2 separate regions of the Homo sapiens genome follow, and region 2 is linked to region 1. Evidence: read pairs that join two places in POLR2A ChIA-PET (ENCODE). Cell type or tissue: OCI-LY7. All regions are shown on one strand. Links, peaks and the distances in the headings refer to the core of each region. The heading gives the core; the rest is flanking DNA. Region 1 overlaps NBEAL2 (neurobeachin like 2). Region 2 overlaps KLHL18 (kelch like family member 18).

The links. Peaks named below come from ENCODE experiments on the same cell type or tissue, not always from the same donor. Only the 100,000 strongest peaks of a DNase experiment are listed, where the experiment ranks them.
Region 2: POLR2A ChIA-PET joins it to region 1 with 5 read pairs; 3 of 35 experiments call an interaction of 5 or more read pairs at or near these places.

What each region holds. Positions count from the first base shown.
Region 1 is chr3:46,980,132-46,985,507 of GRCh38, reverse strand. All of the region lies in intron 1 of NBEAL2 (neurobeachin like 2), which reads right to left. It also overlaps a transcript of CCDC12 not described here. Among named protein-coding and RNA genes, the nearest start is that of NBEAL2, 3.2 kb to the right of the region's middle. RefSeq lists enhancers at 1-698, 4,007-4,787, 4,788-5,376. In OCI-LY7, for the core only: no CTCF peak of the experiment used is centred there; no DNase peak of the experiment used is centred there; H3K4me3 peaks cover 2,085 bases; H3K27ac peaks cover 1,630 bases.
Region 2 is chr3:47,312,291-47,317,666 of GRCh38, reverse strand. All of the region lies in intron 1 of KLHL18 (kelch like family member 18), which reads right to left. Among named protein-coding and RNA genes, the nearest start is that of KLHL18, 32 kb to the right of the region's middle. In OCI-LY7, for the core only: no CTCF peak of the experiment used is centred there; no DNase peak of the experiment used is centred there.

The DNA of each region.
Region 1 (5,376 bases), core at 160-5,159:
TGGGTGGGCATGGAACTGCCACTCCTCTGGAATTCTGAAGTAACCTGGAGGGCTGAGGGCTGGTGGTTGTGACATTGGTGGGGAGTACAGGGAGTACACCTTGTTTGCCAAGCTGACAGGGATCATTGAGCTGCCTGACACCATGCTGCTCCCAGACCCTGCCTGACGTACCCCAAGGCCATTGCACAATGGGCCTCGAGTAGACATCTGTCACCATCACGGCTTGATCAGCCAGTCACATGCCCTATCACAAGCTCACATCTGAGGCCCTGTAGGGTGGTGCCCACCTCACCTGCAGCCTCCATACCCCAAACCCGCTGGATGCCTGGGCCCAAGGGCGTGAATCACTGTCTCTACCCCCACAGGTCTGCCTGTGCTTTGCTCTTGTTTGCTCTGCTGGAATGCCCCCATCAGGGGCATCAGCACCCTTTGTAAGACCCATTCCTGTCTGGTGCCTCTCACCAACCGAATCAGGTGAGGGCATGGGTTCCGGAGTCCAGTCCCCGTTCTAACTCTCAGTAGCTTGTTACTTAACATTAACCTCTTTAAAACCATCCCTTTGCTTCTTGGGTAAAAGTTCTCCAGCCACACCTACCCAACTCGAGGTCAGGGTAAGGTGAGTGGAGTTCCAGATCCAGGGGCTCTGGCCTGCCCGAGCTCCCTGAATTCCAGGCAACAACCCCCAGCCCCCTCTGTGAGTGACAGTAAGAGGCATTAATGGACCCCAGGGAAGAGCTAGGAGCAGGAAGGGAGAGAAGAGCACAGCTCAAGAGTGGGTGACTCCTCTCAGTCAGAGCTGCCTGGGCGGTAGTGAGCACTCCATCTTCAGGGACAGACAAGCAGAAGTGGGACAGGGTGGTGTTTATGTGGAATAGCCTATCCCAGGCCTAGGGGGTCCCCCCATTCAGTATCAGGACGGGGAGGACAATGTCAAGCTAAACGTGACTTCTGGCTACATCACCAGGACTGGAGGTCAGGCTTGGAGGATGTTAGGCCATGGGATGAAGCAGGAAGATGGGACTTTGCTGGGGCAGGGACAACTGAGGATAGTGGTTTGAGTGCCTGGGTGGCTGGGCCAGTCTCTCCCACTTACCTGGAGAGGGGGTGCTGAAAGGGTGGACCTTCTGATCTCCATGACACCCACCCTGCCCCAGGGCCTGACCATCCCCTTGTACTATTGTTTTTTTTGTTTTTTTTTGAGACGGAGTCTCGCTCTGTCGCCGGCCCAGGCTGGAGTGCAGTGGCGCGATCTCAACTCACTGCAAGCTCCGCCTCCCAGGTTCACACCATTCTCCTGCCTCAGCCTCCTGAGTAGCTGGGACTACAGGCACTCGCCATCACGCCTGGCTAATTTTTTTTTTTTTTTTTTTTAGTAGAGATGGGGTTTCACTGTGTTAGCCAGGATGGTCTTGATCTCCTGACCTCGTGATCTGCCCGCCTCAGCCTCCCAAAGTGCTGGGATTACAGGCGTGAAACACCGCGCCTGGACACTATTTTTTTTTAAGCAAGGAAAGCATAGATTTATTGAAATGAAAGTACACTCCACAGAATGGAAGTAGGTTCAAGCAAGCGGCTCAAGAGCTGACCAATCCCTTTTACTATCACTAAGGAAAATGGGAATTTCCTTCTAGGGTCCCCATAGACCCCATGGTAACTGACCCTGTTTCTACGGGGACCCCACACTTCCCCATCAGCTCCCCAGTTGTCATAACAACTCCAGGAATCACCAGTGCCCACCCAAGCCTGGGCTGTGTGCTCATCTCCCTATCACTACAGGCCCTTCTCCTTCAGGTGCCTTGGTAATAGAGGCAGGGGACCAAGCACCAAAGAAGTGACTCCACCTTCCCTTTACCCATTTCAGGAAGGTAAACTGAAGCCCAAAAAGGATATGACCAGATAAAGCCAGGTGCGGTGGCTCACGCTTGTAATCCCAGCACTTTGGGAGGCTGAGGCGGGCAGATCACAAGGTCAGGAGTTTGAGAGCAGCCTAGCCAACATAGTGAAACCCCGTCTCTACTAAAAATACAAAAATTAGCCGGGTGTGGTGGCACACGCCTGTAGTCTGAGCTACTCGGGAGGCTGAGGTAGGAGAACTGCTTGAACCCGGGAGGCAGAGGTTGCAGTGAACTGAGACCATGCCATTGCACTCCAGCCTGGGTGACAGAGTGAGACTCTGTCTAAAAAAAAAAAAAAAAAGGAATATGACCAGGTAAAGTACCGGGGGAGTGGAGGGCCTGACCAGGTTTCTGAGAGGCAGTAGAGATCATCAGTTAGGGAGAGGGAACTCTCAGGGAAGTGTAGGCAGGACGAGGTTGCCTCCAGCCTGACCTAACCTCCCTGAACCCTTCTGAGGCCTCAGTGGCATAGCTGGACAGGTCAGCTTCTGCTCCCTCCTGTCACCTGAGGGTTTGTTCTGCCCTGAACTTTGTGACCCTGAGTGCCCTTCCACATTCAGTGCCCCCTCACTCTGTGACCCCATTCACTGGAGGGGTTGCTGAACATCACTGCTGCTCCGGCCTGAACAGGGGCCACTCATCTGCATGCTATGTGGCATTAACTTTTATGGGCTGCCCAACCGCCAGCCTGTCAGGTGCTGTCCCCAGTCCCCCAAGACTCTCCTGCCCTTCCTATGCCTACCCTGGGGGAGCTCTGGTGGGCTCTGAGTCCTCTAGATGAGCCCCCACCTGTCCACCAGGCCTGCTTGACTAGCTCTGCCCTGCCCCAACTCCTGACAATTTGCTTCTTGTCCCACTGCTCCTGCTGTTTCTTCCTCTCAGCCTTCAAAGCCCAAACTCAGCCTCCTCTGGGGTGACTTCCTGACTGGTCACTGCCATGGGACCCACCTCCTCTATCCAGTCATTCAGCTAATACCCAAGGAGCACCTACTGCATGTGAGGTCTGACAATCGTAGTAGGACCCTGCCTTGGTTTCCCCACCAGGGCCCTAAGGAGCTCCAACTGAGTGAAGTCCTGGGATGCTCTGACCCTTCCCTCTTCCCTCAGCAGCCACCCACAGCCCCCTCCCTCACTATGAGGCCCCCAGTTGAGCCGGGCCCCCAGGGGGAGGGGGTGGGTGGGTCTAAACCTGGGGTCTTTAAGGAAGAGGAAGGGCAGGAAGGAGTTACTCCCCCCTCTCCATCCCCACCCAGACCCACAACTGGGGAAACAGGTTTGCCAGCTGATGTCAGCTCTCACTGCTGAAGGGAGGGGTGCAGGTGTTGCTGGCTGGGTGGCTGGCCAACTAAAGGGTCTCTAAACACCCACTTTCAGCTCTGCCCCTTACCTTGCACTCCCCCTCCCCAAGCACACACACAATAGGTCCCTAACAGGACTCAAAGTTGCATAGCCTACTCCTCCCTGGATTGGGGGTTCCAGGATCAGGGTCAGGAGCAGGCGGGCAGGAAGGCGAGCTGGGAGGCTGGCCCTAGCTTCCTCTTCCCAGGCAGCCTGGCCCCGCCTGGCTTGGGGGTTTGCTGTTACATCCTGGATTTGTTTGCCTGGCCCCAGGCTGCCCACTGTCTGCTCAGGCTTCCAAAGCTACAACCTGCCAGCCTATGCTCCATACCTGCCCTGCGAGGTGAGGAGCTCCGGGAGGGGGAGGCTCAGCACAGATATGAGCCATAACCACCTCCTGAGGGGATGGGGGGTGGCCATGTACAGAGCTCAGCTAGATGGGGCATCAGGAGGCAACCATGCTGGAGTTACTGTCCTGGGAGATACCAAGACACTCCCAGCAGCCTGCCACCCAGGCTGAAGACCTATCATTAACATCCCTCACACTCACCAGCTGGTTTAAGCCCCCTTTACCTGCCCATGCACCTAGAGCCTGCCCATAGCTATGGGGCAGTCCGAGGAAGGAGGACTAGGGTAGGCTTCTCTTCAAACCCTCTGCTCCTTCACAACCACTGGGGATGCAGGCAGAGAAGCTGGGGCGAGGGGACCCAATGGGGCCAGGAAAACAGGAGCCTTCTCTGGTCTGGACCAGCTATAATGGCTACCTCTCCACAGAGTCCAGGAAGCCCCTGAGGTCAGGGCTGTGTCAGTTTTTTATTTTTATTTTATTTTTTTGAGACGGAGTCTCACTCTGTCACCAGGCTGGAGTGCAGTGGCGCGATCTCGGCTCACTGCAACCTCTGCCTCCCTGGTTCAAGCGATTCTCCTGCCTCAGCCTCCCGAGTAGCTGGGATTACAGGCACACCCCACCACGCCCGGCTAATTTTTGTATTTTAGTAGAGATGGGGTTTCACCATGTTGGCCAGGATGGTCTCGATCTCCTGACCTTGTGATCTGCCCGCCTCGGCCTCCCAAAGTGCTGGGATTACAGGTGTGAGCCACCGTGCCCGGCCAGGGCTGTGTCAGTTTTACAGGCAGGAAGCAGAGGCTCAGAAGTCGAGTTCGATCTGAGTTATACCAAAGAGGGACTCTACTCCATGCCTGGCCTCCTGCTGGGGCCTGGACCTCTCACAACCTGAGCGGACTGAAGAGGCTGTGGTCCTTCTGGCCTGGACTCCAGGTCCGTGGAAGACAGTGGGCCAGCCTCCTTATGGAGGGCCAGCGTGTCTGAGCATGAATTCCCCCCACTGACAAACTGTTCAGGGCACACAATGGTCCATTGTGCCCAGGGCACACCTGAGCCAGGAGCATGATGCCAGGCAGGTGCAGGGAGGGAGGTGCTGGGTGAAGGGGAGGGGAGTGTTACCCTGGGATCCCTCCCTGCTGTGGGTACAGAAGGAAAATGGGGGACTATGTGTGTGAGACGGTGTGAGTGATACCAGGTTCTCAGCTGATGGGACACCCACGTCTGAGTCACTCCCCTCACCTTCTGACTCCACCTGAAGTATTTTCTGAGATGGGTGGGGAGCTCAGGAGGAACGGGCCTCCCTCCAACCTTTTCAGACATCCCTCAGGGCCTCAAGGACCCACCCTCACCCTGGGCATCCAGAGGAAAACCTTTTCTTCTGCTCCTAGAGAGGTCCTGGGTCTACCCCTCAGAATGGGGGTGGGGTGGGGTGGGTCATTTCAAGTCAGGGAAGAGCTTATCACAGCCTGTTCGCTGGGGTGTGGGGGGATGCAACTCAAGAAGGACCTGAAGTGGGAGCATTCCCCTTCCACACACCTCCCTACCTTGGCCCACACCCCCAGACCCGTTGGCCACGACCACCCAATCAGGCCGCGCCCAAGGGAGAGGCAGCTCATAGACAAATTGAGTCCCCCTCCCCCTAGCCTCCTGGCCAGTCTCCAGGTCTCTCCAGGTCTCAGTTTCCCCATTTGTAAAAAGGCCAAGTGTCCGGCCGCCTCGGCCCAGGCCACTCTCCTCTAGCAAGAAAGACTCAGGCTGCACGGTCCTGCTCGCGGGGGTGGGTTGCTATGAAGTGCA
Region 2 (5,376 bases), core at 238-5,237, 330 kb before region 1:
GCTGTATACTGTCAGTATATATTTCCTTTTTGTATAATTTTTCTTTTCCCTAGAGCATAAAACTCTGGTTAATATATTCAGTCAGGTACTCTATCAGTTGTTTGTTTTAAGTTGTCTGTTTCTTGAGACATTATCTACTGGAACTCTTCCTGGGAATTCTGTTTCCCTCACCTATACTAACACCCCCGTTTCCTGAACCCCACGTAGTCCTCTTTCTTATTTATTCACTTGTTCTGGTAGAAAGTGTCTTTTAGGCTGGGCATGGTGGCTCACACCTGTAATCTCAGCACTTTGGGAGCCTGAGGCGGGTGGATCACCTGAGGTCAGGGGTTCGAGACCAGCCTGGCCAACATGGTGAAACCCCGTCTCTACTAAAAATGCAAAAAATTAGCCCAGCGTGGTGGCAGACACCTGTAATTCCAGCTACCCGAGGTGCTGAGGCAGAAGAATCACTTGAACCTGGGAGGCGGAGGTTGCGGTGAGCAGACACCGTACCACTGCACTCAGCCTGGGCAAGAAGAACGAGATTCCATCTCAAACAAATAAAAATGTGTCTTCTAGTAGAGCCTCATAAGAAGGGGTCTATGTACAATGTCTGAAAATGTCTTTACTACCCTCAAGCTTAGATAATAATTTAGTTGGTTAAAAAATTCAAAGTTTAGACTTTTTTCCTGTCAAAATTTTGAAAGTATTGCTCCATTGTCTTCTAGTTCTTTTGTTTTTAGAGATGGGGTCTTACTCTGTCCCCCAGGCTGGACTTGAATTCCTGAGCTCAAGCAATCCTCCTGCCTCAGTCTCCTGAGTAGTTGAGACTATAGGCATGCTAGTGTGCACCTGGCTATGTTTAAAAATATATATATGTATATATATACACACATATATATGTATATATGTATATATACACACACATATACATATATACGTATATATGTATATATACACACACATATACATATATACGTATATATGTATATATACACACACATATACATATATACGTATATATGTATATATACACACACATATACATATATACGTATATATGTATATATACACACATATACATATATACGTATATATGTATATATATACACACATATACATATATATGTATATATGTATATATGTATATATATACATATATATGTATATATGTATATATATACATATATATGTATATATGTATATATATACATATATATATATTTGTACAGACAGGTCCTGCTTTGTTGCTCAGGCTGTTCTCAAACTCCTGGCTTCAAGCAATCCTCCCACCTCAGCCTCTCAAAGAGCTGGGATTACAGGCGTGAGTCACCACACCTGGCCTAGTTTGTTGTTATTGAGAAATCCAATGCTATTTTGAATCCTAACTCTAAGTATGTAACTGTGCTCTCTAGAAGCCTTTAGGATTTTCTCTGTATTCTTGTAGTTCTAAAATTTCACAGTATTGTATCTTGGTATTGGTTTTCTTTTATTGTGCTGTATCAATCTACAGACATTATTTCAGTTCTGGAAAAATCTCTTTACACCATTTAATCCTTGATAATTTCCTCCCTCCTATTGTAATTTTTTCTCCTCAGAAATTTCTATTAGTCAGGTGTTAGATTTCTTGGAATAATCCTCTAATTTTCTTATTGTTCTTCCTCACTTTCCATCTCTTTCATTTGGTCTATCAGTGAGGAAACTTCTTCAACCCTATCTTACAATCTTTCTGTGTTGTAGGTTTTTATACTGGCTATCATATTTTTAATTTCCTAGAGTTCTTGTTTTCAAAAGCTTCCTTTTTAAAAGAATCCTGTTCATCTTTCATGAATGCAATATTTTCTCAAATCTCTCCTGAGACAGTATATAGTTACAACTTTTTTTCTTCTTTATCTCTCTGCTTTTACTGTTTCCTGAGATATTTTCTCTTCCAATTGTTTTGATCTCTGTCTTCTATGTTAGAGGTTTTCTTTAAATGTCTGGTGACACTTGGCTAGGGGGTAGGCTTGTTGATTTGTGGGCTTCACATTAGGGTGATCAGGCAAGAATCGGCCATTTGATTGAGGACCCCTAGAAGTATTCAGTATCTTCAGGACTTTTTCTCTGGAGTTAATTTTATCAGAGCACGATCTTCCAGTCTCTTGCAGGGAAATATCTGTCGGCCTACAGATATTCTGGAAACTGGGTCTAAGAGGTGGATGGTTCTACCATGCACTACTGATAACTCTTATCTTAAAGCCCTTCTTTTCAGTTTTGTTCCATATTGCACCCTTTCTCCTATGCTTGGTGTGCCTGATTCGGAGCCTCTGGTTCAGTATCTAAGACTAAACTTCCTATCTCCTGAGAGAGTGGGGGAGGGGGTGCAGGCATCTAATTGCCTTTCATACAGACTTCCAAGTAATCTTCCTGTTTTCAGTATTTGGTGTCTCCAATTCTGGAACAATTCCAGGGTTCTACACTAGAAATCCTCTTCCTTCTCAGTTTCTCCCCCGGGAGGCACTTTCAGTTCCTCTGGCCCACTAAGTCTTCCACACATGCTCTCTGGCTTTAATATTCCATTGATTTCTCATTTGCTGATATGTCTTTCCCCTCTTACTACTATTTTAATGGGGTTATGGAGGGGAATGAAAGTTAAGTATGTGTTCAACTGGCTGTGTTTAACTGCTGTGCATTTATTTTTCATCTAGAAAATAAACAGAAGACAAAAGAACAAGCTGTATGTGCACCAACAGAGTGACCTGGTTTCAAAAAAAAACCAGCTACAGAGAAGATAGGCCTATCTTGGGATATGTTAGCCTGATTACATTTGAGTTCTGTATTCAGCTAAGGGGAACAACAAATTGGACCTTGTCTAGATGAGGAAGACCAAGATGGGCAAGAGTCTGAAAGCTACATCTTATAAGGAATAGCTAAAGGATAGTCTGGAAAAGGTAATTTAGGAGGAACCTGATAGTTGTTGTCAAATCCTAGAAGGGCTATCACATGGATTAGGGCAGATCTAGAAAATTACAGGAAGGCAGATTTTCTTTTATCATAAAGAATAAGAGCTAAGTGCAGGGCGCGGTGGCTCATGCCTGTAATCCGAGCTCTCAGGGAGGCAGAGGTGGGAGGATAGCTTGAGCCCAGGAGTTCGAGACCTGCATGGGCAATATAGCGAGACTCCGTTCTTCACAAAAAGGAAGAAAAAAAAAAAGACAAAAAACAAATAAGCGTAAGAATAAGAGCTAAGAACACTTAGCGGGGTCCTGGACTGGTTTCAAAACTATTAAGTGACTACTTAGAGGCCTTCCAATTCTACAATCCTGTGATACTACATTTTTGTGAAAAGCTTTTAAAAACCCAAACACTCTCATTTGTAATCTCAGTTTTTACATGTCTCATTTTTTGCTGGGCACAGTGGTTTATGCCTTTAATCCTAGCTCTTTGGGATGCTAAGGTGGGAAGGTTTCTTGAGGCAGGGATTTTTAAGACCAGCCTGGGCAACACAGCAAGACCTCATCTCTACAAAAAACTAGCCAGGCATGGTGGTGCATGCTTGGGAAGATGGTTTGAGTCCAGGAGTTCAAGGTTGCAGTGAGCTATAATTGTCACTGCACTCCAGCCTGGGCAACAGAGCAAGAGAATGTCTCGAAAAATAAAATAAAATAAAATGTCATTTTTTAAAAAAAGAGATGATCATTTATTGAGCTCCTTTTGTATGCCACTGACTATGCCAGGTACCCATTCTGCACATTTTCTCATTTCAGTCCTCACAGCAACCCTCTGCAGTAGGCAGCTACTGTGAATCATGTTCTATAGATGAGAAAACCAAGATTTGGAAGTTAAGTAGCTCACCCAATGTCAGGTAGCTATTATGTGAAGAGAAGGAATTATGCTTAGGTTGTTACTGGTGGAATTGGAGAGGGACCTAATAAATAGCATACCTTCTCTCAGCTTGAGTTCTCAGTCAATTGAGAAAAAAATTATAAATAAAAAACCTACACATGATAAAACTACATAGAATTAAATATACATATACACAGAATGAATAAAAGTAAAACTGAAGAAATCTGAATAAGATTGCAACTGAATATTCTAGTTGCAATATTGTACTTTCAGTTCCTCTGGCTTAATAGTTTTGCAAGATATTACCACTGGGAGAAACTGGGCAAAAGGAAAAAGTTGTGGGCATGGTGGTTCATGCCTGTAATCCTAGCACTTTGGGAGGCTGAGGTAGGAGGACTGCCTGGGTCCAGAAGTTTCAGACCAGTCTGGGCAATATGGCAAGACCATGTGTTTACAAAAAATAAAATAAAATGAATTAGCTGGGTGCAGTGGTATGCGTCTGTAGTCCCAGCTACTTAGGCAGCTGACACAGGAGGATTGCTTGAGCCTGAGAGTTGGGGGTTACAGGAAGTTATAATCACACCACTGCATTCCAGCCTGGGCAGCAAAGTGAGACCCTTTCTCTATTAAAAAAAAAAAAAAAAAAAATTAGGCCGGGCACGGTGGCTCACGCCTGTAATCCCAGCACTTTGGGAGGCCGAGACGGGCGGATCACAAGGTCGGAAGATCGAGACCATCCTGGCTAACACAGTGAAACGCTGTCTCTACTAAAAATACAAAAAATTAGCTGGGCATGGTGGCAGGCGCCTGTAGTCCCAGCTACTCAGGAGGCTGAGGCAGGAGAATGGCGTGAACCTGGGAGGCGGAGCCTACAGTGAGCCGAGATTGCGCCACTGCACTCCAGCCTGGGCGACAGAGCGAGACTCCATCTCAAAAAAAAAAAAAAAAAAAAAATTAAAAGGTATGTGTGATTTCACTGAATTATCTTACCACTGCATGTGATTCTACAATTATCTCAAAATAAAACATCCATTTAAAAAAAGGACTAAACTAAGCATGGTGGCACATGCCTTGGATCTCAGCTACTAGGAGTTTGAGGCCAGCGTGGGCAACATAATGAAACCTAGCCTCTCAGGGGGCGGAGGGAGCACAAAGCGAATGGGAGATAAAAATATTATTTTCTTACCAATAAATGTAACATAAACTATAGCTTATATAAGAGGGTAAGTGGGTTCCCTATAATTAATATCTAGAATTACACAGGCCCATGCAAAGGCCACTTTCTCCACTGATCTGCAATTACCTCAAATCTCCCCTCTTCCCCACTCCTAAGGTGGCAAAGACATGTGAACTGGTGCCACACAATTTTTTCAAAAAAATTCATCTGTAAGAAACACATAACTGGTTGGTTAGAAAACTTAAGGCTATTTAGCATACATCTCTACCTTTAGTCACATTTTGCTACATACCCACCTCTAAAAATATACTTCTTATAAAATATTATCAATGAAATGGAATCAGACAGTAGATTTAAAGTATTAGAGTTAGGTTCAAAGTCCAAGATAGGAC